Regions from separate parts of the Mus musculus genome. Here regions 1 and 2 are each linked to region 3. A link is a loop called in an ENCODE intact Hi-C map of the cell type or tissue named here. Cell type or tissue: heart. All regions are shown on one strand. Each heading gives the region's core, and the rest is flanking DNA. Links, peaks and the distances in the headings are about the cores only. Region 1 holds the start of Tnfsf18 (tumor necrosis factor (ligand) superfamily, member 18). Region 2 overlaps Tnfsf18 (tumor necrosis factor (ligand) superfamily, member 18). Region 3 overlaps Tnfsf4 (tumor necrosis factor (ligand) superfamily, member 4).

Region 1 (10,655 bases), core at 928-8,927, 93 kb before region 3:
TCTCAAGTTACTGTATTATAAAATGTTAAGCTAAAATTAAGGAAATAAAACAAATAATATCAAATCACTAGGGCTCTGAATGTGACTAAGAGATCAGCACCAAAGAAACAATATTTCAATTACTGTATTATGTTTGCATCAATGTTAATATATTATAGACAACTTAACAACTTAACTAAAGCAAAATAGACTTAGACGGGAAAATCTGTATTAAACTTTTAGACTTTCCATCTTGTGTGTGTACACATCTTTTGTGTACATGGTTTTATACTCAGACGTGAGATACTATCTAGTATACATATGTTAGAAGTTATAATAAGAGCATTTTATACCAATAAGGCGGTGCAATAAAAAAGGGGAGAAGCCATGACTCTAAAAACTAAAAGACACTGGATTTCCTGAAACCCACTCTACTCTTGCAATTATTTCATCCACATTTTGGGTTTTCTTAAAAGAGATGTCCAAAGTCAGTTCAGCACAAAGACTGACAAGGTTATAGCAGGGGCTTCCAGAATTCCAATTTCCTTATCTATTAAGCAGGGAGTAAGAGCGGGGAATCACTAAACCGTTTGTTCTTACTTTACCACTCTGATTCTTGGAGAGGGTTTCTCCAGACAGGCTACCTGAAGCTTCTCAGTAAATATCAGCTATTTTGATAATGATGCTGATTATAAAAACAAGTTAAATAAACAACTTAATTACCTATAGTCCCAACATTATACTAGCATTCTAAGCAAGAAAGACACATTTAATGTACAATTGTTATCTCTCAGGAAGTTTGTAATCTAGCTAGACTGACATGATCATACATAGGAAGCAATTAAGTAGCCAGCAAAATACAAATGTCTTGGATTTTGTTCCAGCTATCACCATGTGTAAGAAGTACACAGAAAATCTAAATCAATAGACAAATGAACTGACAGAGAAAAGCATCCAGAAAGCCTATTTAGAGTGGCTTTAATATCTATTTAGAGTTAGAAAATGCCACTGAGTTCATCCATAACTATTGCCATAAGTTAAAATATAATTGGAAAATTATCATTTTGGTTGAGAGAAGAGGTCTTTTACTGAGGAAGGGAGGTCAGACAAGCCATGTATATTTTAAATGACCTTGTTGTTTGTATTCATTGTAAACCTTATAAGTAACCGTGGCATAAATATTAATCACAGCCATCTAGAGCCTAGCATGAGTCAGGAGGGTCAGGCACATTACTGCCTCCTTATTCCTTAAGGCAACTCTGTAAGAATTACCACGTTCCTTCTGCAGATGAGGAAATGAGAGCACGGTGATGAAGTAATAAGCCCAAGGTCATATGGCTGATAAGAAAGGCTGGCATCCTCAACCAGACTCTTATTCAAAACTCTCTCTCTCTCTCTCTCTCTCTCACCCCTACGACTCACTGGGGCAGTTTCTATTTATAATTCAATTGATGTTACGAAAAGCTACATACAAAGCTTTCAGTTTACTCTAGTTTTGCTTTTATTTAGAAGGATCAGTTGGTCTTCTAACCTCACTTTGGTTGAAGACCAGATTGACTTGTTTTGTCTCAGAATGACCAAGGCAGACTCCAGGCTAATCCTAACCTCATATGTTTGGAAAGAAAATCTACTCCGTCTGTTTGCAAGTACAATTGTACAAATTCCATTTTCCCTTCTGGAATTCCACCCTTCCTCACTGAAGAAAGGGACTTTCCTGACTATTTGGATGCTTCAGAGACAACTTTTGTGAGCTGCTTTCATGGAGGAGTTGGCCAACCGCCTTGAGCTCCAGTCTAGTCTCTTAACTAGATGTCTCCTAGGAGATAGAGAGAAAAAAAAATCTGAAAGAAACCAAGCTTCATATCTTACTTTTAAACATAAGAGGGTTATTTATAAAAAAAAAAAAAAAAAAAAAAGAGGGAAGTCTTCTTTTTTTAGAAGAGACTTTTAAAAATGGAGATTTGCATCAAAAAAGAAAGAAAAAAAAAACTTCTAAGTTCTTAAGTATGAAAAGGTGGAAGCAACCACCTCACAATAACTCAGCACCTGCCAGCCACTCAGATCTCTCTGCTCAAGACATTTATTTGTAGCCAATAAGGGAAGTGTAATACTGAAGCTAACCCTGAAAGCCAGTGTCGTTTCCATAGTAACTACGCTGCCAAGCATCCTGACAGGAAAAGAGACTCCAAAACTTTTTACTTCCTTAAATTTGGGATAACTTTTACGTTTAGAAGAGGAACCCTTCATTGAAAGGGATGTGTTCTTTTGAGAGGCCAACCTGGAATCAAAGTTTCAGCAATCATGAATTACCAAGGTTTGATTGTGGGAAGAGATGTCACTCGGAAAGGCATTTCCCTCGGCCACTCCTCACCAGCAGGAGTCAGCGGCACCTAGACTCACTGATGCTCAGAGCCACCTGATTAATAAGACTTGAGGAAGTTTGCCTGAGGAAAAAGCCCTTTCAGTGTGAACTTAATGCATCCTCAGCCTTCCTCCTTTAAACCCTTGAGAATGCTGAGAGTCCTCTCAACACTCATTGCTTCAGAAAGTTCGTGTCTTGGTTCATTCTTTGGAAGGGTGGGGCTGGGGTTAGAACTCCCTCTGCCTTTGATCCATTTGTACAGTTACAGACTACAGATTAATGGGCTCCTATGTAAGTCTTTAGCCAGTACCATACTAAGTAACCTCGAATCAACAGTGCATTACTTCCTCCTGCATCTTTTCTCAATATCTTGCCAATATAGAACCATACCTTTAAGACCATCTCTGGTTGGTCTCTTTAGAAAAATGTTCCTGGGCTCACATCACAACCCTTTCTTACACAGCTATGCGTCATTTAATTCTGCCCAAGATTTAGTATATTTTAATATAAATAGGCCAACCCTTGAATTATATAATGTCTTATTTAATATTTGATTCCTTTCTGGCTTTTCTGGTCAATGCTTTTTTTGGTTTTTTTTGTTTTGTTTTGTTTTGTTGTTTTTTTTTTTTTTTGTCTGTTTGTTTTGGTTTGGTTTTTGCTGTTTTTTTTTCTCTCTCTCTCTCTCTGCAGCCCTGGCTGTTCTGTATGAGAGAACACTTCTAGAAAAACCTAATTGATATACATTTCCAGTTCATATCCCATCTAGACCCACAATTTACACTAGAGTTCAATGGGAAATTCCTGATAACCATCAGGGGCTTCCCAAACAGACATGTGCTCCTCCCTCCTCCATGAAGCCTTCCCTGGTCACCCAAGCCCAAAGTTATTCCCCTCATAAACCACAACTATATGGTTTATCCTTCTCCTAGGTCAATTACTGCGCGCTATAATTACAGCTAGCAGGATGCCAAGTAAACAGAGCCATTCCCTTATCACCATGTTGCAGACCTAAAAACTAGAATCAGAACAACGATACAACTTACTCAAATTTGCACAGCTGGTTATGGGGAGGCTAATCTAGAACTGGAACCCAGGATTTCCTTTTTTTCTACTTTGACACCATGCCCTTCCTCAGCATGCAGTTGCTTCCTGTCACTGTCCCCCATTACTGTTTTGTATCTCTTCCCCCAATGAGACTACAGCTTGTCTGGGGTTACCCGAAGATTAGTACCATGGTTCAGGTCTTTTCTTTGCCAATCAAGAAGGTTCTAGTAGAGTCCCAGGAAGGACAAAAGAACTTCCACAGACACCTAAAGGCTCAGTTTAAACATGTAGTTCTATCTAGCTCACACCTACAGAGAATATATAGTATTTTCTAGTGTCTTTTGTCTTAAAACATTCGATGAATAAAAACACATTTGAAGAGCCATGTCATTACAAGGCTTAAATTGCTTACACTGTTTGTACTGTCAAATGTCTTCCTTCCCACTACCTCTAGCAATGCTGAATGGCAGTGATAATAACCAGACTAACAAATAAATAACCTTTATATGATATAATTAGCAGCTGTAGACTCTATGACCACCTTACCTTGAGTGAAGTATAGATCAGTGTACCCAAAGAACAGAGCAACATCAGTAACAGAGCCACTATGCACAAGAGCCATGACTTCTTGCACCTCTCTGCCCTTTGAGGACTTGATTCTCTCAAAGGCATTTCCTCCATGAGGCTAGAACTCGTTCTCTGATGGAATGAGAACTGGGGAAAGCAGATACCCACAAGTGATGGATGAACGATGCAATGTCATGTTTTATAGTAATTAGCCCCGTGGGTGTAGGAGGTGGAGTTTTCCTTTGGAACACTGCTAAGCACTCGCTGTCATCGTGGCACCAGGCCAAACATACAAAGGAATGAGAAGGCTTAGAGCCAACAGAAACACGGGAGGGGGGACAGAAGCCACTACAAGGGAAGTTCAGAAGGAAAAAAGTCTTTCCTCAAGCAAGAGGAAGTACTGTGTGCATGCACAGCCAGCCTCGGCTGCTGTAAGACGCTATGCATTCCAAATTATTTCCAAGTAAGAAAACAACTTATAAGACTAAATAAAATCTAAAACTAAGTTTTGTCCTACTGCAGATATAACGACTGGGTAAGTCAGAGAGGTGAGGAGCTGAAGAGTGAGGATGCGTGGTTTAAACAACACGGTTCTCGTGAAGTCATCACACTGCAGACTTCACATAGGTACCATTTTAGAGATACACGAGTTTTGTCAATCGCACCTAGGTGGGAGTTTTAAAACATCAAATCAAAGCTATAATCACACACACACACACACACACACACACACACACAATTCCCAGTTACAAAATGTGTTTATTCTGAAATAGACTTGAAATAAAGCTGCAGCTGGGGGCTGGAGAGATGGCTTGGCAAGTAAGAGCATGCGTTCCTCTTGCAAAGGATCGAAGTCTAGTTCCCAGCCACAGTGTGGTGTTTAACAACTGCCTATTACTCCAGTGCCGGGGAATCCAACTCCATCTTCTGACCCTCAAGGGATCAGACACACATGATACACATACATATATGTGGGCAAAAATGTATAAATATAAAATAAATATATTTTTTAAAAAGACCTGCAAATATATTACTAGAATTTAGCAAACATTAGTAAATAACATGATGGTCAATTTTCTCAAACTTGGACCATGTTGGAACCAAATTCCAATTCTAACACTGAGTAGAAATAAAACTATCATTTAAAAAGTTATTTCCGCAATAGTGTCTGGGTTTGGTGATTGTCTATGGGATGGATCCCCAGGTGGGGCAGTCTCTGGCTGGTCATTCCTTCAGTCTCTGTTCCACACCTTGTTTGTATAACTCTTTCCATGGGTATTTTGTTCACCCTTCTAGGAAGGATTGAAGCATCCACACTTTGGTCTTACTTTTTGAGTTTCATGTGGTTTGTGAGTGCTTGCAGCTAGGAGCCTGGTATAGCTGTCTCCTGAGAAGCTCTGCCAGTGCCTGACAAATACAGATGTGGGTGCTTACAGTCATCCACTGGAAGGAGCCCAGGGTCCCAAATGAAGGAGCTAGAGAAAGGACCCAAGGAGTTGAAGGGTTTACAGCTCCACAGGAGGAACAACAATATGAATTAACCAGTACCCCCAGAGCTCCCAGAGACTAAACCACCATCCAAAGAGTACACATGGTGGGACTCATAGCTCCAGCTACATATGGAGCAGAGGATGGCCTAGTCAGTCATTAATGGAGGAAGAGGCCTTGGTCCTGTGAAGGCTCAATGTCCCAGTGTAGGGGAATGCCAGGGCCAGAAAGTGGGAGTGGGAGTGGGTTGGTGAGCAGGGAGAGGGGGAGGGGATAAGAAGAGGGGGTTTTTGGAGGGAGACCAGGAAAGGGGATAACATTCAAAATGTAAATAAAGAAAATATCTAATACAATAAAATAGGATAAAATAAAATAAAAGTTATTTCCCTTTTAAATGGCCTATCATTTAAAAGGTATTTCCGGTACCTTGTCCCCAACCTCAGCTTATACTCTGACCTTCACCCACAAATATAAGCTTTTTCCTCCTGCTATCACAATACAAATTAAGCACAAAAATGAAGAAGTCCCTTGTTCTTTATACATAAGCCTGCTCATCAGTTAAAACAAAAATATTACCTGTCTTATAGAATGCCAGAATCATTTGCTAGAAACCTTGTGGAGTTTTAATCTAGACACATCCAATGATAGCATTGCCCAGGATAGCTCAGCCCTAACTTGTTATATGGCATGTTAGTAAATTTCTTTAAGCATGCATTAAATGTACAAAGTTTTGTTTATATAAAACATTTTATAAGGTTTAGTATAGCTTGTCCCTGCCCTCTTTACAAGTGTTCAGATTAACTCAATGATAAAATCCTAGAAAAGAATGAATATTCCTTATTATTTTTTCATAGAAAATATCTCAACTGAAGTTAATTTAAATGGAAGTATTGTGGAGAAACTATTGTTTTAATCTAAAAAAAAAAGCAATTTTTTTTTTAGGTAGAAAAAAACAGATTTAGCATCCTTTGAAAAGAGAAGCTAAGGTTGCTAGAGGTTGGGAGTTCCTCAAACCCCTAGCAGCTGATGCAGTGGAAATCACAGTCCAGAGAACATAGCATTTTGTAACAAAGCCAGATCTGTCTTGGTTTCACACTATTTTGGGCAGTATTTCCTACTGAGTTGTCAAAATTTCAACTTGACCCTATTGTGTCTTGAAAATGAGCTACTCTTGAGGAAGATGATAATGCAAAGCTAATTCTTCAATACATCAGATATTTCCATGACTTCGGACTAAATACTACAACACAGAGGTGAATGAGAAATTGACTCTTGAGGAAGAACACTTTTGCTGTAACTCTCGGGCCTGTTTCACACCCACCACTGAGAAGCAGAGCGCTTTCTTTCTCGCTCATCCATCCCATCTGCTCCTTTCTTGTCTCCTGTCCAAACGTTAGACGGAACTTCTGCTTACTCACCTCCATAGAGATGCATTCTCATGAGGAACTGGTCCAAGTAAAACTCCAAATCCACCTTCGGAGAAGGTTGGGCTTGGGTGTATTCTTATTTTAGCTTTATGACAGTATCTAAAGAAAATTGACACAGTTATCTTGAGAAGAATGTACATTCCACAGCTTCTTTCCATTCAACAGGACTCAGAAATGATGAAAGTTCAAGTCAGCACAGGAGACACTAGGGAAGGATTTTGGCATTCTCAAGTTTTGAATCATACCTGGTGCCTTGTTAGCATAAACCAGAAAGAATATTTTGTGACATCTCAGGACTCAACAAAGGCAAACAAATACCAAATCCAATATTTGACTTAATTTGGGACTCTTTTGGCTTAGGTATTTGTAAATGAAAATTTAAACAATCTTAAAATCCAACTACCAAATCTAATTTTTCTTTTGTTTTTGAGATATAATATAGTTATATGATATATTCCTTCCTTTTTATCCCTTCAAACCCTCCAATATAGACCTAGTTGCATGGAGATTAGGAGAATGTTTAAATCACAGTTACCAAAGAATTTACCACCCAAGCACACTAGAATCACACACGCAGAGAGGGAGATCTGTACCCATATGGATATTACATAAAGACAGTAAAAATAAAAAAAAAATCTAGGTGAGTTGAAATAATTGAAAAGGTAGGTTAGGAATAGTCATCTTGGCAGAAGAAAGGAAAATGCTTTTTCCCCTGAAGGAAAAATAAAACCTAAGGAATATGTTAAGAGATACCTATAAATATTAGAAATTAAATTAAAAGAAAATGTTAGGAAAAAATCTTTTTTTTTTCAAGTTGAAAGAAAGGGATCTGAGAAGCACTCAATCAAATAATATAACTATATTCATTACTGTCTTAAATTGAGAATGAATTAATTGTATAGATGTGTAGTTGTAATTCAGTTATAGATTAGGTAACACTAAAACATATTAGACATCCACTCTGTGCAGAGTCATTACATTTGAACATTAAGCAACCCTTTGTTTAGTGGTCCTCTATAAAAATGATCAAGCTGATACTTAGAAGGATAGTTCATTAGCTTATACAAGTAGAAGAGGAATTGAATCTTCATCTGTTGAACCAGAACTCTCATAGTGAGATTCTCTCTCTACTAGATACATAGGGTGGCAAATGTGTAATATCTGTGACAGAGCATCAATCCAGGTTTCTCCTCACTCCTGTGTTACTTGATCTACAAACTTTGGTCCAATCTCCTTTTACAACTGTTTATTTTTATTTTGTTCTTGTTGATAGTGTAGAATTTCTCACATTCAATCAGAAGTATATACTAAGTCAGAACTTAGTGAGGAATGATGCACAGGACATAAACTACTCTAGAGATGAGAGTATTTCTTACCACGTTTTCTCAAATATGGCACATCTGAGACAAATAAATGGATGTAATAACATACGGAATAGAGAAGAGGAGGGGAAAATGGAAAAGAAGAGAGGAAAGAGAGAAGGGTAGGGGAAGGTATAGAGAGAGGAAGAGAGGAGGGGCTATGGAGAGAGGAGAAGAAATAAGAGGAGAGGGGAGGAGAGGGGAGGCGAGGGAAGGAAGGTGAGGAAAGGAGAGGAAAGGAGAGGAAAGGAGAGGAAAGGAGAGGAGAGGAGACACTATTACATAATTAATTAATCAATTAATCATGTAATTTTAAGACAAGAACTATATGGTTGATAAATGTCTACTCTATAAAAATAATTATTAAACAAAGTATGTAGCCCAGTCGGTGGCAGAGTGTTTGCCTAATCTATACAAAGCCCTGAGTTTGATCACCTCGCACCAATACAAAGAGGCTAGCTAGTAAACAATTCACTACGTATAAGTAAATATAAATGTTCATCTATATATAGATACGTGTATCTATATGTGAAGATGTATGCATACAATAATTCTGTTATATAAAGTTCCTGATAACAATCCTCAGAACATCTTTTCTAAAGAGCTAAATATAGTCCTAGCTGAGGTGTTCTAAGCATTATTTTCATTCAAACCATACTTCTTAGTTGTTTGGCAGTTTCATACATTTATCTAATGAACTTTGTCATTTTCATTTCCCCATTCCCCTGTCTTGTCTCAGTTTCTTTCTCTCTGGGCCACTTCTCAATAAATTCCCTCTTATTTTCTCAACTTCTTTTTGTTTGTGTGCGGTCCACAGAGTTAATGAGCATTTCTCGACCTGTGGGGGGCGGGGGGCGGTCAGGTTTAATTTTCTGGAGCAAGGACAATTTATCATGGCTACACTAATGAAGAAAATGACACCTAATATCTCCAAAACTTTTAATTCCCAACAGTCCCTTCCTTGGAAGGGGTATGACCTCTCAGGGCTCCTCCAGACACAATCTTGTGCAGAAAAGCACATCTGCAGTGAGTGTGAATTCAATAGATATGTGATGTTCTGAGGACATTGTGTACATCTCTCCATCCTCTGGCTTTCTCTCCACCCCCTCTTCCATGATGTTCCCTGAGTCTTTGGAGAGAGTAGACGTTGGCTGTCCCATTTAGGATTCTACCATCACTTACTCTTAGCAATTTGGCCAGACAGGGGTTCCTACATTAACTGCTGTCTGTATAGAAAGAAGCTTTTCTGATGGAGGTTTTACATAGCACTAATCCATAAGTATTATCATGAGTATTTAGAAGGCAGTTAGACAGGATCCTTTAGCAAAACAATAGTATCAGGTATCTGGCCAGGCCTATGAACTCTTGATATTAACAGAACAAATGCATGAGTTGCCTCTTCAAATCCAAATGCATGAGTTGCCTCTTCAAATCCAATGTAGAAAGTGGTTGCTTTCCATGACAGCACTCACTCCACTATTGCACTAGGAAGGTATATCTTCCCTGGCAAGCCATTTAACTGCAGGATTCACAGCTGGATAAGATCAAACTGTTCTAATCTCTTCCTTTGGAGAGTTGTTTCTATGCTCCACATTGTCTTTCTTTGTCTAATCTTTTCATGTAAACTTTTTTAGAGTTCTTGCCCTCACCCCTGTTTTTGATATCTGTGTATGTTTTATTATCCCAAGTACAGTTACTAAGTAACAGTTCCACTGTCCAATTTCCATGGAAGCCTTTATTTCTTTAAACATCTGCTCTTCTATGAATCTTCTAGAATGAACATGTGAGGTTGCAAGTTCCTGACTCTGCTCTGAGGCCTGAATCCACTATGTCAGTCATTATGCCAATATCCTGACTGTGGGAGATGCACTTTTTAAACATCCTTTAATGAGAGAGAAAGTTTCCTTCTCATAATTAATACTTAGAGTAGCTCTTCCCATTTTGCAATATGATGTAATACTAGCTACTATGAAACTATAAAACACTACCTTAGATGATGTAATAAATCCATTTCTATTAAACATATTTAAATTGGGCATATTTAATTGGGCAAGTACAGAAAATTACATATTTTATCTGTCAACCTAGTTGAAGTAAAAGACTTTAAAATTCCCGGGACCAATTATTTTCCCCCACTCTCCTGGGGTTCCTTAGTCATCTCTGGAAAGGAGTTTGGGGAAGTTTTTCTTAACCTAATATTTATCTCTTCACTCGAGGAACATCTTCCAAGTTCACACTTCAAATGATGGCATAACAGGTCCAGGGTAGAAGCAGCAGTATGTTCTCAGTGTGCAATGTTCCACCCTGAGTTGTGTTTCTATAAAACCACATTTTTCTCTACTGGTTATCAACTAACATTGCTGTTTACATTTCAGTCTACACGCTGCAATTCATGGTTAGATTGATTGATTGATTGATTGATTGATT
Region 2 (10,655 bases), core at 1,426-9,425, 110 kb before region 3:
AGCTATTGAAAACAATGAATTTATGAAATTAGACAAAGGAATGGTTCTGAAGGATATCATCCTGAATTAAGCAACCCAATCACAAAAGAACACACATAATAGGCACTCACTGATAAGTGAATATTAGCCCAGAAACTTAAATACTCAAGATTCAATTCGCAAAACACATTAAGCTCAAGAAGAAGGAAGACCAAAGTGTGGATACTTTGATCCTTCTTAGAAAAGGGTCAAAATACCCATGGAGGGAGTTACAGAGACAAAGTGTGAAGCAGAGCCTGAAGGAATCACCATCCAGAGACTGCCCCACCTAGGGACCCATCCCATAAACAACCACTAAAACCAGACACTATTGCAGATGCCAATAAGAGCTTGCTGACAGGAGGAGCCTGATATAGCTGTCTCCTGAGAGGCTCTGCCAGTGCCTGACAAATACAGGAGTGGATGCTCACAGCCATCCATTGTATTGAGCACAGGGTCCTCAATGAAGGAGCTAAAGAACATACCCAAGGAGCTGAAGGGGTTTGCAGCCCCATAGAAGGAACAACAATATGAACTAACCAGTACCCCCAGAGCTCCCTTGGACTAAACCACCAACCAAAGAAAACACATGATGGGACTCATGGCTCTAGCTGCATATGCAGCAGAGGATGGCCTAATTGGTCATCAATGGGAGGAGGGGCCCTTGAGCCTGTGAAGGTTATATGCCCCAGTGTAGGGGAAAGCCAGGACCAGGAAGCAGGAGTGGGTGGGTTGGTGAGCAGGGGGAGGGGGAGGGGAAAGGGGGTTTTCAGAGGGGAAACTAGAAAAGGGGATAACATTTGAAATGTAAATAAAGAAAATATCTAATAAAAAAGAAAAGAAAAAATTACTCTCTGCTTTCTGACTGTGGATACAATGTGACCAGCTCTTCCTACTGCATCTACCATGTCTTTCTGGACATGATGAACTTCATATCCTAGGACTGAACCCCAATCTTCCTTCCTCAAGTTGCATTTGTCAGGTATTTTTTTTCAAAACAACAGGAAAGGTAATTAACACAAGGTATTGCGCAGAAAAATGCAGACTATCTAGTATATGGTAATCTTTCAAAAATATGATCTATCTTATAATTATACATGCTATGAACAAAAATATTTGGTCTTAGTCATAGCAAGATTTCAAAAGAGAATGTTTGAAAGAATCTTGACATTAAAAAAGGAAGTGGTGCTATGTTTGGACCAGAACAAGTTTACTAATAACAAGTCAATTCAGACCCCACACACATTTCCTGTTTGAGCACATGTTTTGGTGTCATGTGAAAGAAAATTTGTAGAGATAGATAGAACAAGTAAATATTACCATTAACTGGCATTCCTGTAAAGTAATAGGACTATGTGTATACCAACAGCTTAGTGGCATGCACACATGAGGAACTAGCCTGAGAAGCCAAATCAAAGTGTGTTTATGTTCTAGAAGATATTATAACAAATTAGGAAAAATGGATGTTTTGCAGCTATTTAGTAGAATATGAATAAATATTCAGCACCATAGTCACATACAAACACTGGCACTAAGTCTGATTGGCTGTGATAGGCAGAAGGATCCAAGGGGTAGTATTTGAACTGATTTTGATTTGTTATTGAAGTCTAGCCTTAGTCCTTGGTGATCTGATAAGATGCGTGGGATCATTTCTATCTTTGTGTATCTGTGGAGGCTTGTTTGTGACTGACTATATGGTCAGTTTTGGAGAAGGTACCATGAGGTGCTGAGAAGAAGGTATATTCCTTTGTTTTAGGGTGAAATGTTCTGTATATAGCTGTTAAATCCATTTGGTCCATAACCTCTATTAGTTTCACTGTTTAGTTTCTTTTTCGATGAACTGTCCATTGGTGAGAGTGGGTGTTGGAGTCTCTCCCACTATTATTGTGTGGGGTTCAATGTGTGTTTTGAGCTTTAGTAAAATTTCTTTTACAAATGTGGGTGCTCTTGCGTTTGAGGAATGGATGTTCAGAACTGAGACTTTTTCTTCGTGTATTTTTCCTTTGATGAATTTTTAAAACACTATAATGATTTTTGGAAATGACTTCTGACCCTATTAGAACTGCCAAAACTTCAAGTAGTCTCTGGTTATTTTGGTTAAAATAATGCTATCTATTGATTATCAAAACAAAGATATCCAAAATGAAACAGATTTTTGTGATAAATGAGAGAGAGTAAATTACTTTGCTGTTTCTTATTGCCTGAGATCCACATTGGGTCTGGGGGTATATTTTGTTTTCTTTTCTTTTTGTTTGTTTCTGTTGCATCTGTAGCAGAGCTGCCCACCTCTCCATCACTCTACTCCTGAAGACCATTCCTTACCTAGGAGATCTTAATGACCTTTTACGTAGTCTTGCCCTGCCCGTCTCATCCATCGTCTACATAAATCGGGTAAAATCAAGCTTTAAGAATCTAAAGCTAACTTTCCCAGTAGCAAAACAAAATCGTTCTTGGGATTTGACCTCCTTGCTCTCCAGCATCAGTCCCACCCATTATCTCCTCTGACTCCTTTTATGAGGCCCTGAGGATACATCTCTCACACTCTGTCTGGAGACCTAACTTTTATTTTTTATTACATAAAACCCAAGCATCTCCTTTTACACATTGTTTTTGGTGATCTGATAGAAAAAAAAAATTGGGCTAGCATTTGGTGATCCAAATTCCTATTCTTGTTTTTCTTCTCTTTCCTCCTCCTTCTTTTCTTCTTCTTTGACTTTATATTTTATTCACTTTACATGCCAATCTTAGCCCTTTCCTCTCTTCCCAACCCCTCCTCACATAGCTCCTTCTGCTCTCCCCTTTCCTCTGAAAAAGAGGACCCCCTTGTCCTCTGTTAGGTACCAACCCACCCTAGCACTAGCATAGCAAGTCACTGCAGGGCTAGGAACATTCTCTTCTACTGAAGCCAGACAAGGCAACCCATTTAGAGGTTCAGAATTGGCAGGCAGGTAACACAGTCAGGGACAGCCTGCCCCATAACCCCTCCCACACTTCAGCTGTTGCAGCCCCCCACATGAAGATCAAGCTGAATATTTGCTACATATGTTTGGAAATTGAGGGGGCATGGTCCAACTAATGTATGCTCTTTGGATGGTGGTTCAATCTCTGGGACCCCCAAAAGTCCATGTTAGTTGACTCTGTTGATCTTGCGGAGTCCCTATCACCTTCAGGGCCCTCAATCCTTCCCCCAACTCTTCCACAAGACTTCCTGAGTTCCATCTAGTCTTTGGCTATGGTTCTTTGCAACAGTTTTGTTCAGCTGCTGGGTGGAATCTTTCAGAGGACAGTTATGCTAGGCCCCTGTCTGCAAGCATAACAGTATCATTAATCGTGTCAGGGATTGTTTCTTGCCCATGTGATGGGTCTCAAGTTGATCCAGTTATTTGGCCATTCCTGAGGGCTGGGGGTGGGGGAGAGTACATCTCTAGGACATGCCAGAGACCTTGCATAGGGGAGGCTCCAGGAGGCCTATGTAGGTGACTCTTAGCTGAGACTCCTAACAGTGGGAGATATAGAGCCTGACATAGCCACCTCTTGTAGCCAGGCAGGACTCCCTGTGGAGGGATAAGAACATGAACCAATGTACAAAAACTTTGACCCAAAAATTGTCCGGCTTCCAAGAAGTGCAGAGAGAAAGATGGAAGAGATCCCTATTCTTACATTGTATTTACCATCACCATGTGTCAGGTTTTTCATTTTTAAGTGAGATATTTTTAGATTGTATTTTTAATACACTGCTTTTATCAATGCTCTTCACACTCCTCCTTCTATCTCCTCCCCAAACTACTCCCCCACACCTGAACCCTCTTCCAACTGTATGCCCTTTTTTTTTTCCTTTTTTTTTAAAAAATAACCAACTGAGTAAATTTTGTGCTTCTCATATATTCATGGGTATGGAGCCATCCACTAAAGCATGTGGCTTTACCAAAGACTGTGCCCTTAAGGAAAATTGATTCTCTTTCACCAAGTAGTCGTCAGCTTCTTGTGAGCACCTACCCCTTCTGTCCTGAAATGTCGACTGGCTTGATCTTGTGTAGGCAACTGCAGCTGTTGTGAATTTATAAGAAGCCCTATCAAGTCCGGAAGACAGTATTGCAACCTGGTCCTCCCCAACTTCTAGATCTTACGATCTTTCTTCCTCTTCTTCTATAATGGCCCCTGAGCCTTGAGGGAAGGGAATTTGACATAGATGTCCCATTTGTGGCTGAGTACTCTACTGCGGCTTGTTCTCTGTAGTTTAACCAGTTGTAAAGTTTCTGCACTAACTGCTGTCCACTACACCATGCTGTCTGAGAGCTTCACTAATCTATACATATAGAGACATGAGTTTATAGAATAATTTAATAGTAAGTCCATTTAGCAAATATTAATAGTAAGTTCACACCTGGGGCTTATGAGCTCCCCAATTATGGATTCTAATCCAGATTAATAGTATTAAGCATATATCTCCTTATCCTTGTGGAATATGCCATAAATATGATCAGAAAGGAGATGGATACCCTCATTCATGCTCCTATTTCACCCATGGTAATATCTTACCATGTTGATCACTACTGTAACTCACAGAGTTCACAGCTAAGCAAGACTGTTTGTGCTTGCCCCCATACTTCAAAAGCTATCTAGCATGGAGAAAGATTCTTAGTATCAACTTCATTTATGCATGCCCTGTGACTAAGGTGTGTGGTATCTTTAGTAATAAGATCCTACAATCACATTTTGGGTTACCAAGAACAATTACTTGTTTTTGTATAAGATGTTTTTAGTTCTGAACTTCTTTGATTTTTCAGGGTAACTCTCCTACTGCATGTAGCTTCACAGAATAATAGGCTTGAATAACTACAAAGTTAGTTATGAAGTTATTCAAATAATCATTTTGGCACAGAAAAGAGGTCAGATTCTATTTAAGGGGAGGGGTAGAAAGAGAGAAGGGGGGCATATGCATGTTTGCGACTTCCTAACTGATTAGATGTGTAAAGGACAAAGGTCAATGAAGACTATGGACAACATTAAGAGACCCAATCTAGGTATAAGGAGCCGTGGTGTTCCTTTTTATTCCATATAAGTTGTATTTGCAAATATGAAGTGGAGGGGAACATCCTGGATTAAAGAAATGTATTTAGCGTTTAACAGACTATAAGTAGATAATGTGGTATTGAGTGTAGCAAGGTTCATATGCTTTAGGCTGTCAATATTCAAGCTATAAGTTAGCATTAGGTTGTGAACACTGGAGGCCAGGACTTCCATTCAGATTCACAGATTCACAGATTCTCGTCTTTGTGATGAGAGATGGGTTATGAAGGCTCATGAACATGGCCATCTTTGGGTTTTTATATTTATTTTGCTTATTTGTGTAGAAACTTTGACTTTGGAGGGGAATAGCTAAAAAAAAATGAAAATGTTCATCTGAGATTCAATGTTGTGCTCCTAATCAGTGGTTTTTTTTCAATGTGGCTTTAATAAATATAAGCTAGGTGTCAGCACTGTGAAAACTGGTTCTCAGACCTTGCTTCTAGAAACCCTTTTCTGTAGACTGCAGACGAATCTGAGGAGTTGGTCACCTGCTGTTTTCAATCCTCCTGGGATGAATATGTTACAGAATCTTGACCTCAATCTGTAAATCTCTGATGCTGTTCCTGGGATGAGTCATTGGGCCTTGACTGCTTTTCTGGGCAACGGTCCCAGGCAGTTTAAAATAGTATTTTGTTGTTTGACGAATAAGGCAAGGTAGGCCATTAGGCCACTTCCCTTTAGTACAAGAAAGCCTACAAATTTCCTCTCCTTAATTGCTTTAACTATGTTCTGAGACCAGTTTTTGTTGACAAGAGAGGAGACTATTTTAGAGCTACAGGGGATGGGGTGGGAGAGAGTAAGCAAAGAGGAATGGGGGCCATCATTATCCAGGATGCACAAGGAATGCTATGTCAGCCCTAGCACTCATTGTTATGAACCACTTATTTGGTTCATTACGCAGATAATAAGGACTCTGAAGAAGGCGCCACTAAACTCTGGACTTGAGTTTATCACATTTCTTTCAGAGACCGGCCAGTCAGCTAAGAAGCGTAGCACAAAGACAAGGAGAGAAGTTTATAAGGCTCTCTGTGTTTCTAGTAAGCTGTAGGAAGCTAAACCAGCCTTGTTTCCCGGAAATTGATGTATCTGAGTGAAAATGGTTTTCAAAGCCCTGAGAGAAATATATACTATCGCTAGAGGGGCCCTGGACTGCAAAAGAGCAGAGTGAGAACAATTATCCTGTGCTCTGAAGTTGAAGATTCCCATGCTGGCTGTGCTATCCAAAGGATGAGGAGTGTACTTTAATGTATTTCGTATGTTGAATTTTCATTTCTCTGTTGCCAAGCATTTCTAAAGTCTTCAGAGGCATATGGCATAACCTTCTGGTGTATTTTTACAAACACTACAAGACTCCTCAATATTTCTGGGTCTTTGACATAACTTTTTTGAACTCCAAATAGTTGTTGATTTGTATCAGAAACCAAGAGGTTTAAATGGGATGAAGGAAGTACTCTGTACCTTGCTGTCTAGGACATTCAGTATGGACATGGTACTATGGGTTTCATGTCATCTCTAGAAAAAAAATATTTCTTCTAATAAAACAGTGTACTTAAAGACACAGGTAAGAATGCTTCTCTGATTTTCTTTAACAATCAAAAAACTAAAAGTAATGGTTTCTGTGTTTTTTTTTTTTTACTAGTGTTCTGTTGTGTTCAGCTTTGTTGATTGATACCCTTTTTTCCTCATTGGGAAAGGACAAGAAAGGCAAGCATCTCACCTCCAAGGTGTTCAGATGCATTTTACCTAAGGAACTTGCTTGGTTAAAGCAGGACAGTGGTTGCATCACTTTTCAACTAAGTGCTATCTACAGAAGCAAACGCGCATCCACAGTACTGTCATACTTGTTATAGCTTGGATGAGGGAAAGTGGAAGGGAGAGCGCTATTAGTGTGAGCCAGGTCTTAGATGGGTGAGTCTGGGCAGGGTGGAATATCTGAGAAGGATAGAAGTGAGAAACGAACTGTCTGACTCATCAGGAAAGGAGGAGGCTGGAGCCAACACAAACTGCAGCTAGCTCTCACTTTTGCAAGTTCTAACACTTGCCAGGATGTGTCTGTATGGGAAAGGATTTCTCTGATGTAATTTTGTGCTCTTTAAATCACTAACTTGACTATAACCCAAAGACAAATCAATTGCAGTACAATTATAAATACATATTTTATTGTAGTTTTAAAATAGAGAAAAAGAGTTGAGTATACATTGAACGCAAAAGCTGAAATGATAACATTGGAAGAAATTCAGATGCTATATGTTGCTAGCTATCCCTCTGTCTGAATCCCACTGGTACTTAAAAAAAAATCACAATTCTGTTGGGCCTTTGCTGGGTATGTGGCAATATCATTTTTTTCGTTTTCTATCTGCCTTGATTGTCCTAAGAATAAGACAGGGACAGAATGACATCATTAAGTTCCAGAAATAACTCTGTGGATAGCATGCCTGCTATGTAAGTATAAGGACCTAAGTTTAGATCTCCAAAATCCATGTGATATCCAGGCATAGCGGCACACACCTGTAATCTGAGAACTGTGGCTGGTGAGCAGCAATAGCTAGATCCTTAGAGCCAAATGGTGGGCAGGCCAAGCCAAATAGATGAACTCTGGGTTCAGGGAGAGATCACCACGTCTCAAAGATTAAGGGGTAGAGGAACTAAGGAAGACACTCAGTGCCACACCCACAAGCACATACACACTTGCACAGGCTCTCGCACAACACATACATGTGCACACCTAAATAATTGCATGCAATACATACAAACAACATAACACATACACAGAGAGGGTGGGAGGAGGAGGGAGGGGAGGGAGGGAGAGGGAGAGGAATAGGGAGGGGGAGGGGGGAGGGAGAGGAAGGGAGAGGGAGGAGAGGGAGGAGAGGGAGGGGGAGGGAGAGGGGGAGGGGGACGGGGACGGGGACGTGGATGTGGACGGGGACGGGGACAGGGACAGGGACAGGGAGAGAGGGAGAGGGAAAGGGAGAGGGAGAGGAACTTTTACGAAGAATGGTGTCCTAGTGAGCCAGTTTTCCGAAAGAAATGTTCTGGTTTGTAATGTTTGCCAATCTCCATAGTATAAAAATTCTCAAACTACAAAATTCCTAAAAATTAAGTAATTGGTTCCTATGAAGTAGTGGTAGCCTATCCCAACAGTGGTGCTTACAACACAACAAATAACAACACTAACAGATTCTTATAAATACATGTGATACAATTTTAATTTCCTGAGAAGATATGCAAACAGAAGAGTCTTTGTGCCCTATGGCAATTCAGCAAGTATTCATAAAAAAATAAGAAGAAATAGCTTAGCCTATAGTATTTTTGTTACATAAAATAAAAATATTTTAAATTAGTTATATATAAAATATCACTATATAGCTTTTCACAAATACCCATAAATAGTGTAAATTGGTTTAAAATACTTTTCGACAAGAACTCACAAGCTGGCTAAATTTAACAGAATCCAAAATTTGAACACAAATGTTCATTATTACTTTGGAAAGTCAGCATGGTTGAGTGAGATGAACTCTTCCAACAGTATCCTGGATCTTCTTGCTCCAGGCAAAAGGAAAATGACTGCTGGTAAAAGTCTTGTAGCTTCATTCTGGACACCTTGGGGTAAAGTCGATGCATCCATTTCAAAGTTGAGTTAATTCCATTTTAGTGATGTATAATGAGACAGTAGCAACGCCAGTTTCAAAGCAGAGACCATGTGAATGGTCTAATGAAGACCCCACTCACTTAACTCCTTGCGAGTTCTGAATTGAGGTAAGAGTCTTAGGGTTCATCTACCCATGTTCTCACTGTGCAATTTTTTTCCAAAAATATCTACCCCATTAACATCATAGCATTGTTGTGTGGTTTAGGAAAACTGTTATACTTGTCAGTTAGGGAACACCAACAGAAAATGTGCTATCATGGCATAATACAGCCAGAAAAGTACCACTTTCTGGTGTTAAATCTAGTGAGTACTGGTGCAAACTCTCATTTTTCTATTTGCAGAATTTATGCACACATACACACAAAAGCAATGAAGGCCTAGGGGAAAGTTCAGAATGAACCTGCATCCTGAGAATGAAAAAAAAAAAAAATTCCCAGATCAATTCCATTTCGTGGCATCTTGACCTCTGCTGCTCTAGGCTTCATAATGTTCTCTGTCCTCTAAAAACACCACCTCTAAAGAAGGGTGTTGTTGGCATGTCTTGGCCACCCCACCAGTCTAACAATGTTTCATTAGGAGGCTCTCAGAAGGTGAGAGTTTGGAGGGATTAAGGTAAAACAGCTCAAGGAAATTATGATGGAAAAAAGGCCAAGCTACTGCCCTACACCCTTTTTTGCAAGCCAAGTAAGACTCCCATGGAAACAGGATCTCATTCTACCCAGGGATCAAGGTTAGAAAGACATTCTTTGGAAGAGTTTCTGTCTTCTGTGGCCCATACTCCTTTTTATCATGGATTGTACAAGTCCATTTGCAGACCCAACATTAGGGATTGGCCCATTTGCTGAGTCCTCTTCAGACAGATATGAGGGCTAAAATTTTATATGCCAAGAGGCTCTGATTGTGTCAATTTGTAAGCCCTCACAAACTGTGTGCATTGCCATCAATCATCCCCCTCCAACCCACCCACCAGCATCTCGGGATACAAAGAAGAAGATGAGGAGACCAAACCCAATCTCTAAGAGATGAATGGTAGATCAGGCATTAAGATGATCCCCCAGTATGTGTTAGTTTTCTGAATATGGTCTTTAGAGTTGAACTTCAGATATATGTTATCTCCAGCATGCAGTTCATAAACCCCTCCTATAGGCAAGATTTGAAAATCATTCATTAGAGTTTGTAGGACATCATTCTTTTTATATATCTGTACTACGAAGGGGGCATTGTCTTTTATGTATTTCTTATCCACAGGAATCACTTGGCCGTAGATTAAATATGTGCCACTCTGCAGTATCTTCAGCTTCCCATCAGATGTCGTATTCACACAGTGAGGTTTGGGAGATGTCATGTGCCATTTTGAGGATGATAGTTCTATAAGAAATTGAAAAAGAGGAAGAAAAAGATCATGTTTCCATGACTATTCCATCCTCTATATGTTTTACTGCCTTCAGGTGGCTTCTTTACCTGGACTATATATACTACTTTTCCCAGACCATATTTCGAATCTATTGAGAGAATAAACTATCTCTCTGTTTTTGAGAGGCTTCAGATCTTAATAACTCTGTATCTCATCTCAGGTAATATGAATGAGGAAGGGAGTGGAATGGAGAGACAAATCACACAAGACTAGAATAAGAACCGCTTATAATCTAGGCGTCCCCATATCTTTCTTATTCAAATACTGTTTACTCTATGGTGCTTTGCCAATAACACATTACATAGACAATCAACACTCAGCATTGTTCTCCTCTGACTACCGTGCTCTGCATTGCTGTAATTTTCTTCATGTAAGGTGTTAGCAAGAAGTATGTTATCAATTAATTTGGCCATTTTTCTAGTGTCTCACATCTACTTGAGTGTGGTGTCTTTGATAATAAGTATTCTCCATTTTTTCCAATTGCTATATTCTCATCACCTA
Region 3 (10,655 bases), core at 1,731-9,730:
AATATGAAACCAGGAAGTAGGGTCTGCAGTCATATATGGAGCTTGCTATTCCTCACTCAATACCAGAGCACAATTTGAAGATCTCGAGGGAGCATATGAATGAGCTGTGAGTCACTTGAGGAGATTGGGAAAACTCTGTGACAGTGTCCCCTTAGTGCACCATGCCACCTCCACTGTGACAGAGTTGATGTCCCCACCTTGAGTTTACCGTCGAGATCTGTGAAGTCATGAAAGCACCACCTAATAAATTCTTAGGCTGGGTCTCAAAGCAGAAAAGTGGGATTTTTCACACTTCCACACTACAGTGGACTGGGAGACTGGATTTCTTTACTTAAGGACTCAGTGTGTAGTTCATGGAAGCGGCATCTTGCAAACGGTGGATTCTGCTTCTGATGAAAAAAGCTTGGAACCTTGTTTGGGGAAAGGATTGGGAATAGGAATAAGGCAAAAACTTGGCCATCTTCAATGTTCATAAAAATGTGCCCCTAGCTATATTCTCGTAGAGACAAAGGCAGTGGCTTTGAAAACCTTAATTAAAAAAAAAAAAAAAAAGTTGATTGACTTTTGTGAACCCAGAGAGAAGCTACATTAATTGTTTTCTGAAACATGCTCACCCTGAATACGTGTGTCAGCACATTTTTTGTGTAACCTCTCTTTAACTCAGTTTTGCCTTCTTCCCCACTATACTGCCTGCTGATAATCTAGTGGCCTTTCTTTTAACCATTTCCTGTCTTCTTGTAAGGCTACTTAGTGGTGGTTGCATGTGGCTCCATAGAGAAACTCACCAATTTCTATCCCAGAGAACATGGACTGTGGTTTCATTGTCTCGGGTTTCTAAGAGTGATCTCAGATTTTTCAACTAAACAACAAAAACAGCCAGAGATATGCATTCCACCTGAACAATAAAAAGCATAAAAAAAAGTATAAGGCTCATCTAACACACTAATTCTTTGAATATCTTCAAAAGCAGCATGTTCTTGTACTAGAATTTCCCACTCCAAGTTAGCTACAGAATTCCTTGATTAACACTGACAAAGGGATCTACTGAAACATTTCTCCCTTCCTCCCCTCAGTGATTGAGAAGGTATTCACTAAAAATATTCTTGCACTAGTTTAGTGTCTAAGCAACTGGAAGAGTAAGTTGACAATGTACCCACCATGTCACCATATTTCTATCAGTTCTCAAACATAATGGCACTCAGTAATCAAATATTTGCTGACCAAGATAGCCAATTTCAACAATCATGGGCAATGCACAATGACAATGTCAGCTTTTATATAGCTGCTGGCCTAGGTCCAATCATGGTTGTTAAATTGTCTTGGTCATTTTTGAGTGTAAGGAAAGCACTGGAAGTCCTATCACTGGTGGCTTCTACAGGAAGTTACCCACTTCTAGTCTCATTTACTACATAAGAAGAAGGGACCACTTGTAGTGACAATTTTGGAATTTTGCTTTCTTTAAAAAAAAAACACAGAAATATTATAAGACTGTATTTCCATGTTAATCCCGGGTTTGGGGGTATGTGCTTTAGATTGTCCACAGCAGGTGATTATGATTTTCCCTGTGCTTTAGCAAGAGCATGATTTTGTCAGTGGCCCATAGTTTCTGCAATTGTGTGATGTTGAGAACTCTGGGGACTTTTCAGAAGATATAAAAATCGAGGGCCTTGAGTGGCAGGGTGGGTTGTTGGTTGGTTGTGTGGGTTGTTGGTTGTTCTTTGTTGTTGTCACTCATGGTTTGTTAAGTAGCCATGTATAGAGAAGAAATTAGATATCCTAACACCGGAGATCAAACTTGTCCCAAGGAACTTGATGTCCCTAATCAGCAGGAGGTAGTCTAATGATAATGTCAACCCCTTTCTTTTCTTTTCTTTTTTCTCTCCTAACTAATGTTAGGGGATTGAAGGGGTGGAAGAAAGAACTCACAAAGTAGCTAACACAGACTACAACTACTGCCTTAAAAGGCGACCTAGTTGAGTGGACTGGGCGTCAGACTAGCAGTAGCACTTCCTGGTTTCTTTACTGAGTCTAGAACAAGCTTTTTTCCCTTTCTGGACTTTTACTATCCTCATCTTGATGTCCAACTTCAATTAAAATGATGGCGCTGCAGTGCCTAATGACAACTCCATTGCAGAAGCTCATCAAATCACATCACCAAAGAGTAATCCACATGCATTATGTGACAAGAAGACCTTCTGGACCACAGATCTTTACACAGACCCATCTGATGTGAGAAAAGCAGCAGCAGGCCTTTTCCTCCCCAGCAGGAAAGTTTCCTCTACTAATTGAGGGACACTCAAGGTTGTGCCTGGTTCAGCAAGGCTCCTAGGCTCATTTGCATGAGGCTGACCTCCCCGCACTTGCTCCAAGGGAAAATGAGATTGGTGAAGGGTGCAATCATCAGGTTACAGCACTGGGAAAATGCTGGTGGACAACGGATTTTCAACTAAAACTTTTCAGCCAATTAATAGAAGACAATTGTGTAAGGCAAGAGGAAAGGTTCTTCCGCACTTTTCTTTCTTTCTTTTTTTTTTTATTTTTATGTAAGTAGACTATAGCTGTCTTTAGACACTAGAAGAGGGTGTCAGGTCTCATTACAGGTGGTTGAGAGCCATTATGTGGTTGCTGGGATTTGAACTCAGGAGGACCTTCAGAAGAGCAGTCAGTGCTTTTACCCGCTGAGCCATCTCACCAGCCCTCCTCCACACTTTTCAAAACCCAACTGACAGCAAGGCATGTGTAATTCCTTACTAATGTCTGCCAAGCTTGTCATATGCCCTACTATTCTCCTTTAACTTCATCTTACTGGTTACAAGCACTATCAGAACAGGAGGGCCATATCTGTCTTGTTCACCATTTTCTCCTAAATGCCTGACAGGAAACCCATGCTCCATGAAAACTAATTTTTTTAAAAAATGAATAAATGGTATCACTTGGGTTGAATAGCATGTTCTTCAAATGCATAAAGCTAAGAATATGCCCTTATTTGGAAATAGATCTGTTGAGAGTTTTCACAAATATGAATAGTCAAAATGACATCAACAGGATTAGGGTGGGTCCTAAATCCAATATGACTGGTACCCTTCAAAAAAAAAAGAGAGGCTCCACAGAGAGGAGAAGGTTGCCATGTGATAATGGGGGCAGAGGCTGGCGTGAAACCAAAGAACATGAGGATTTTAAGGAACCACCCAAAATGAGAGGAATCAGGAAGGATTCTTGCCTAAAGCATCTGTGAGAGCATGACCTTTCCAGTACCTCTGGCCTTCAGAGCTGTGAGAATCAATTCCTGTTGTGTTAAGCCACCCAGATTGTGATAATTAGCTACAGATGGCAAACCACGGAACAATAGAATGTACTTGCAAGAAGTGTAGAAACACACAACATAGCATCTCATTAACTACTTGAATTGGTGTCTAATAGAACTGAAAAGACTTAAACAATTATATAGTCCAGTCTCCTTCCTGTTTAAAAAGAAAAAGAGGAGGAGAAAGAGGAGGACTGGAAAAATGGATGCAGATCAGCTTCTCTCTCTATCAGAGCATGTCAGGCAGGCAATGGTGTGTTTTCTGAAAGGATCCTGTAAGGTATTATGTAATTGTTAAAGCTGCATTAACCATGTTATGCACGTTTTGTGTACGTAGCTGTTAAGTCTTTCTTCTGTGACAGAGCATAAATCCTCCAATCTTTCTTCAAAGGCAAGTAATGTCAGATAGAAAAGTATAGTTTTAAATCAGCCAGGAGCATTCTTAAAAGTTCAGAGATCACGGACAAGTGTCACGGACAAGTGTCACAGAAAGAGGCAAGATTGGGATTTTGACCTTCATCCCAGCCCTGATCTCTCTGTGCAAACCTTGACAAGCCACTTGCTTCAGATTTCCCAAGCATTTAATAGCACAACCATATCATTTCTACCTACCTCCAAGGACACAGTAAAGAAGAAAAGCCAGCAGTAGGGGAAAAAATAGGCCAAATTGAGGGACATTGTCACAAGTGACAGCACTCAACACCCTCTCCCCGTGTCCACTCTGATCTCAAGAACTCTGATTTTCCCAGTCTTTATTGTACCTCACACGGTAATATCTTCAGGAGTCTTAGAATCTGCAAGCATGAAGTACCTAACACACAAATAATTCTGAATACCTTATTGCTAAACTGTAAGACACGTTTTGCAATTTATTTTACAGTGCTGAAGGGCATTATTTCCCTCCCATGCTGACTATATTGATGTTTCTTTTTCATTTATAATATTAACCTAAAATTTATAATATCAGGAACCTTGTCTGACTACTTATCCTGGATTCCAGGCTCATGTTGTTGCTGTCTGCAGGGAAGCCTAGCCTTCAGTGTACATCACTTAAACTTACCAGAGCCCTCAATTTCCCACCAACACAATGTTATACTTGGTAATGAGGGCTTTGATCCATAAGGCGTATTAAACAGTATGGAAATAATTAAAGTGGGGGGTCTCTATTTCTATATTTGTTAGTCCATGGAAAGACTTTAAAATGTTATCAAAGTCAAATAAATACATACAAATTAACCCACCTATGAGCCATTTCAGAATAAAGGCTCTCCTAAGAAGAAATCAGTGACTCGGGTTACATATGTTTCCAATAGTGTGAGTCGGAACCCATGCTTCTCATAGATATGATTTTCTGCTGTCTGACGGCCAAGTCTCTGGAGAAGTGGAAGATGTGACTAAAGGTCAATAGAAATAGCCTGTTCTGTGTATTTTAATCCTGTAACTTTAATAGTTTTAAAAATATTAACTTATTTGTTCATTTAAAGGAATGTGTCTGCCTGAGTTGTGTGCATGTGCCTACAGAGGCCAGAGGAAGGTGTCAGATCCCTTGAAACCTGAATTACAGTGACTGAGAGCCCACTTGATATGGGTGGGAACCAAATGAGGTCCTCAATATGGTGATAAGCACTCTTATCCACTAAGCCATCTCTCCAACCCTGAATTCTAGATTTTTTTCGAACCATTTTAACCAGACATTGAACCTAATAACACTTCATGACTTCATAAAGTCTCCCCTTCTGTCTTCTTTTATTCTCTACTATAGCATAAACAACTCTTAATTAGAAACCTGTGTTTTTAAAAAATTAGAAATAGAACTATTTTTAGGTGGATTATTTTAATTCCCAAATTTCCAATATAGAAATCAGGTCTATGAAGCCATAGACCTTACATATTATGCCTGCTGAGTTAAGAGGTATAGTTGATTGTCAGCATTGGTGCACACACACACACACACACACACACACAACAAAGTAAAAGTGATGCCTCTGTGTGGTTATGAAAATATGCCCATGAATAGCAATAATAACTTTAGCTTTTACAAAACTCAGTACTCACGTTTGTGAACCTCCCAAACAAGTTCCAACTTCAAAAATCCAACACACAGTGAATTTGCTCGGGAACACGAAGCTAATAGCCTAAGAACAGCTGGACTTCTGGTTCCTGGTTCCCTGTGTATTTGTACCTTAATGCCTGGCCCCAAAGTCTAAGATGATTTTCTGTATTTCTATATAATGAAGTATTTTCACTCCTTTATTTGAAAAGTATCAAAACCAGCCAAGCATGGGATGTTAGAGATTCCAATTTCACAGTAATTCTTCTGTTTATCTCACCAGTGACTATAGAGAGGGAAGCATGCTGTATGTTGTCATTGTGTTTTCACGTGTTAACTCATAACACTCCCCATGGCTCCTTTGACTCACATGATCACAAAGGATTAATGCTCATTTTCCAGGAACACAAAACCCATGAAGTGGGAAGAAAATGGCATGTTCTTGGACAGTGTAGGGCACAGAGGTAATTGTCACCAAAAGGAAAGGAATAATCAAGGCAGGGTTGCTAGCCCCTTGGCAAGACTGGGTCTGCTCAGTGCTAATAGCTGGGAGCAACACTCAACAGAGATAAATAGGGAGATCATATCCATAGGTCAGGTGTATATTTGTGTTTATATATATATTTGTATGTAATGTTTTTAAACATAATTCCATCCACAGTATGCTATCCTATCATAAAGACTCCAGTCAGAATATACATATACCTAAGTTTCATTTAGAAAATACCATTACTGTGTGAAGAAGATTAATATTGCCAAATAGTGCTCGTCCTCATCTGTGGAAATGAGCACTTGGTTCCCAATGAGAAATTGATTTCCTTTTAGATCAAAAGAGGTTACTAAATGAATTCAGTTAAGGAGAATGTGGGCAAGCTGCCTTGAGACATAAGAGGACGGTTAGTTTTACAGTGGTGCCCCCTAGCGCCAGGTGAAATTAGGTTGACTTCTGTACTGCCCATCTTTAGATCCCATGCAAAAACGGAAAATGTGGAGAAGCATCCTTGTTGGTAACTGCTGCCTTTGGCATAGAATAGAATAAATCAAGTTTCCCAGAATGGTTCACAAGATCTTTTGCCATTCGCGCCTGCCTAGATCTTCAGCTTCATCTCCTACCCCTACCCCCTTCTCTCTGAACGCTCAGTTTCAACCATGTTGGATGATTTGCTATTCTGCCTACCCATCCCCATCCCTCCTGTCTGTGGAGGGAATTCCACTCTCAACTTTAACATCAGCTGAATATCATATCTCTTCCATCAGCCCCTTGACTCTCCACGCATATGCTCAGACATCTTAACCCCTTCTCCCTCCGTTCCTCTTTCCACTGTCCCCTGAGAACCCCCACACATATCTGTCATCTTTTTGCCTCATCTCAATTCTTGACCATTAATTTAAAGAGTTTTTTTTAAAGAAACCTCCAGTGCAGTTTTTATTCTGAAGCTTCAAACAATACCCTATACAAAAGAAGCATTCAGGACTGATGTAAGGTTGCTTTAACTGATAAGATCGAGTGCAAAAGTCAAAATCACCCGGTTAATTAAGTAGGTAGGTGATCATGAGCAGTTTACCTACCATCTTTGGGTTTTTGTTTTCTCATAAAATACTGTAGCTGATATCTGCTCAGCAGCCTAGGGTCTCTGGAACATTTCATTCACATCCACCATCAGAGCCTCCAGATCCTTCACGATGAATTAGTCCAACAGTCCAAGTGTTCCTTTTTTAAATCTCAAAGACTTGCTCAGAGAAAGTAAATTCTACTCAAATTTGAAGTTATTTTATGTATATGATTGAATAATTAATAAAAAAGATGTGGTAGATCACATGTAGATGTTTAATTGTAAACCAAGATTCAAGGCAAATTTCTCTTTCTTTCTTTTGTCTGTCTGTCTGTCTGTTTGTTTTTTGAGACAGGGTTTCTCTGTGTAGCCCTGGCTGTCCTGGAACTCATTCTGTAGACCAGGCTGGCCTTGAACTCAGAAATTCACCTGCCTCTGCCTCCCGAGTGCTGGGATTAAACGCGTGCGCCACCACTGCCTGGCCAAATTCCTCTTTCCAGTATTTAACAATGACAACAACAACAAAAGTTGGAGTTTTATAATACAAAACATCACCAAGAGACTGAATTCTAACTCTTGACACAGACCACTTCTGCTTTTCCTAACAGAAACAAGAGACAAGAAGTTAGGGTTTGCTAAGGAAAAAGTCCTTAACTATACAAGGTCATGGTCAAGGTGACATGAAGCTTGGAAGACTTCGACAGCACGGGGACACACACATATAACTTACAGCTGGGGAGATAGCTCAGATGATAAAGTATTTGTGTAGAAAATATGATACCCTAAAATGAGCTCCCAGGACCCTCTTTAAGATGCCAGACATAAGAGTGTGTGCTTGGGACCCTGGTCCTGTGAAGGCAGAGACTGGGGGATCTCTGGGTCTCAATCACCAGACAGTCTAGCCTCATTGGTGCACCCTAGACCAACGAGCAATGTCATCTTAAAGAGAGGGTGATGCATTGCTGAGGATGACATTAGAGGTTGCTCTCAGGCCTCCACACACAATTGCAAATACACATGCAGCCATGTACACAAAAGCAAGTTCCTACACATAAACATATGCACACCCACAAACGCCACATTCAAAATAATAAAAACAAAGAGCTCCTTCTCACCTCCTAGACCAACTTCCCCTCTGCCTACTGCTTCCCAGTTAAAGTCCCAGGAAAGACTAGAAGCCTGGCACTTTACAGGGTACCCCAGGGTAATGTCTGATGCACATGAGGCGGCAGCAGCAGCAGCAGCAGAATTCCATTTTATAATTCGAACCAGTGATATTCTAAAGTGTTTGTGTCTTTCCTCGTTCTTTTTCTTTAAGATTTATTTATTTTATGTATATGAGTGCACACTGTAGCTGTCTTTAGACACTCAAGAAGAGGGCATCAGATCCCATTACAGATGGTTGTGAGCCACCATGTGGTTGCTGGGAATTGAACTCAGGACCTCTGGAAGAGCAGTCAGTGCTCCTAACTGCTGAGCCATCTCTCCAGCCCCGTCTCTTCCTCATTCTAAGCAAGCTACTTCATGAACTACAAGGAGAACAAATTAGGTATTCAAAGAATACTCATGAAAATATGATTCTTCCAGGCCAGTCTTAAGAGCCAAGAAATCTGCACCTATAGGCACAAAAATCTGCTAACGTACATTTCTGTTCCTTCACACACACACACCCCCAAGCCTGTTCTTTTAGATGGCATGCTCATTAGCTAATGAGCAGAAAGAGCTGTCCATTTCCTACAACCCATCCCCTGTTACTGATGAGAAAACCAAGTCCCAAAGAAACACATAAACTGCAGAAGATGTGGGTACAGGCTGTCTTTGGGTGGGGGAGTGGGGGAGGGGCAAACTGCAAAAACAAAGCTGTTTCTCCCGTATGTCAATAAAATCTAACTCGGTCATTATTGTTGCTACGTAAACTTCAAAGGAAAATGTGACTGCCTGGTAGAGTTTAGAAGCTGGAACCTTGAATGTAGGAAATCAAGGCTAAAAAAGTAAAGCAAAGAAATAAGGAGAAAGGAAAGTAATGAGATTCTCTTCAAAATAGTTTCCCTACAAAAGAAAAACCTCGCTGGGTATAGGCCTTATAAGCATGGCAGTTCACTTCCCCTGACACCTCACTTCAACATATGTCTCCCAGGACAGGTCTCCTTGCATCAACCTCACCACCTGGTCCACCCCCAACCATAACGCCAAACATTCATGTTTTAAAGGTTACCAGTTCCTTTGTCAAAGAAAGTGTCTTCCTCCTTCTGGTCTTGTCTCTATCCATTCAATTTGACCAAGTTCCAGGGAAAAAATACATACTGCCTATTATCGACCCCCCTTAATACGTCAGATTAAATATACTCGTCCATTGCACTGCCCAGGTCTGAGAACAATGTAAAACTTTGACTTAGACAAGCTCCCAAATCTTCTCTATCAAGAGCAACCAGGTTGCTTATTTCATGAGGAATCAGTGTCCAATTCATATCTCCTGCTTTTGATTCCATTTCGAGCCAAGACCACAGAAAACAAATTCCCTCATAGACTGCTCTTACCTCAAAGACCTGAGTGCCTTTGGCTTTGGCTTTACTTCCCACATCTGCCGCAGTTTCTGGATGACTTGAAGAAAGGACCCGAATTCTTACCATGCCTGGGGGAGAATGTCCACGGAGGTCCCAGACACCAGCGGCTCACCCCGTGTTTCACTTTTTGCTCTCTCCTGCCCCTGCCTGATACTCTATGTGCCTTGTTACCCTAGACTGGGGTCTTAGGTCCTTCTCATCCCACCGAGTGAGGAAACACACGGCCCTGTGGTTGTTTGAAAAGTCTCAAGACTCCCAGACCTATCCAAGGCTCGCAGCTGGTCTATTTTTGGTTACTCTGTTTGCTTTCTTTAAAAAGCCTGATTCCGGTCTGTGTCTTAGACATCCTACCGTGAACAAATTACTCTACCCTAGCACCTTCTCCCCCAAAGTGCCTACAAAATTTCCATCCACCGCCCTACACAGAGAGCTATGTGGAGTGGAGAGAAGAGGACCGGGCTGCTGCTGCTCTAATTGGCCAAGCAGGCTTGAGCCCCACACCAGTTTGCCGGCCCAAGGGACAAGCACAGTACAAGGTTCAGCCCTCGAGAACACATACGCTCCCAACAGCTTCTAGTTATCAAAACCGCACTTCCTGTACACAGAGACATGCCCAGGCCTTTGCCCGGACTGCTCGTCGTATCCTGGTTTAATTTGACGTAGCTGTGTCTCTGATATGGCCATGAAAAAGACCTTCCATTCTGTCTGTCATCCACCATGGATTTGCTGACATAAAGCAACCACTATGGAAACAAGAATTATGAGGCCAGATCCAACATGGAATTCTGGGGAGACCTGCGGTTGAACACTTAAAGAACATACGAGCAAACAAAACTATGAGATTAAGTGATTGATGTAAACGGCTGAGCCAACAAATGTGCACACACATTGCTGCAGGTCGGTGATAGGAAAGGACTTAATCCTGAAACCTTCAAAAAAAAATTTAAGAACCAGATCCCCTTGAATATCTGCAGACTCATGAACGCGGTGGGAAGTAAAACGGGTCCGTTATTTGTCTTTCTTTTATACTGATTCCCCGATCAGACACATTACTACCAGGATGGATAGAGAAATATCAGTAGCCCAAAGCTTCAGGGTGACAGCTCATTAAGATACATCAGGGATTTTGCCTTGCAAAACAAACAAACAAAAACCATTAGAAGCAGGGCCCCTCTGCCCTTTAC

The links. A loop is a pair of places that touch in the nucleus more often than their neighbours do. Peaks named below come from ENCODE experiments on the same cell type or tissue, not always from the same donor. Only the 100,000 strongest peaks of a DNase experiment are listed, where the experiment ranks them.
Region 1: it touches region 3 in a loop (2.5-fold over the local background); 8 of 42 quality-filtered maps call a loop at or near these places.
Region 2: it touches region 3 in a loop (2.8-fold over the local background); 8 of 42 quality-filtered maps call a loop at or near these places.

Annotation. Positions count from the first base shown.
Region 1 is chr1:161,488,124-161,498,778 of GRCm38, reverse strand. It overlaps Tnfsf18 (tumor necrosis factor (ligand) superfamily, member 18), which reads right to left and starts at 4,122. Exons shown (of 3, transcript NM_183391.3): 1 at 3,932-4,122. The coding sequence starts at 4,066. In heart, for the core only: no CTCF peak of the experiment used is centred there; a DNase peak (open chromatin) is centred at 4,248.
Region 2 is chr1:161,502,905-161,513,559 of GRCm38, reverse strand. Tnfsf18 (tumor necrosis factor (ligand) superfamily, member 18) reads right to left here. Exons shown (of 3, transcript NM_183391.3): 3 at 8,270-10,108. The coding sequence ends at 9,756. Among named protein-coding and RNA genes, the nearest start is that of Tnfsf18, 14 kb to the right of the region's middle. In heart, for the core only: no CTCF peak of the experiment used is centred there; a DNase peak (open chromatin) is centred at 5,689.
Region 3 is chr1:161,395,942-161,406,596 of GRCm38, reverse strand. The region is part of intron 1 of Tnfsf4 (tumor necrosis factor (ligand) superfamily, member 4); the gene reads right to left. Among named protein-coding and RNA genes, the nearest start is that of Tnfsf4, 5.8 kb to the right of the region's middle. In heart, for the core only: a CTCF peak has its summit at 6,277 (motif pointing left); a DNase peak (open chromatin) is centred at 6,296.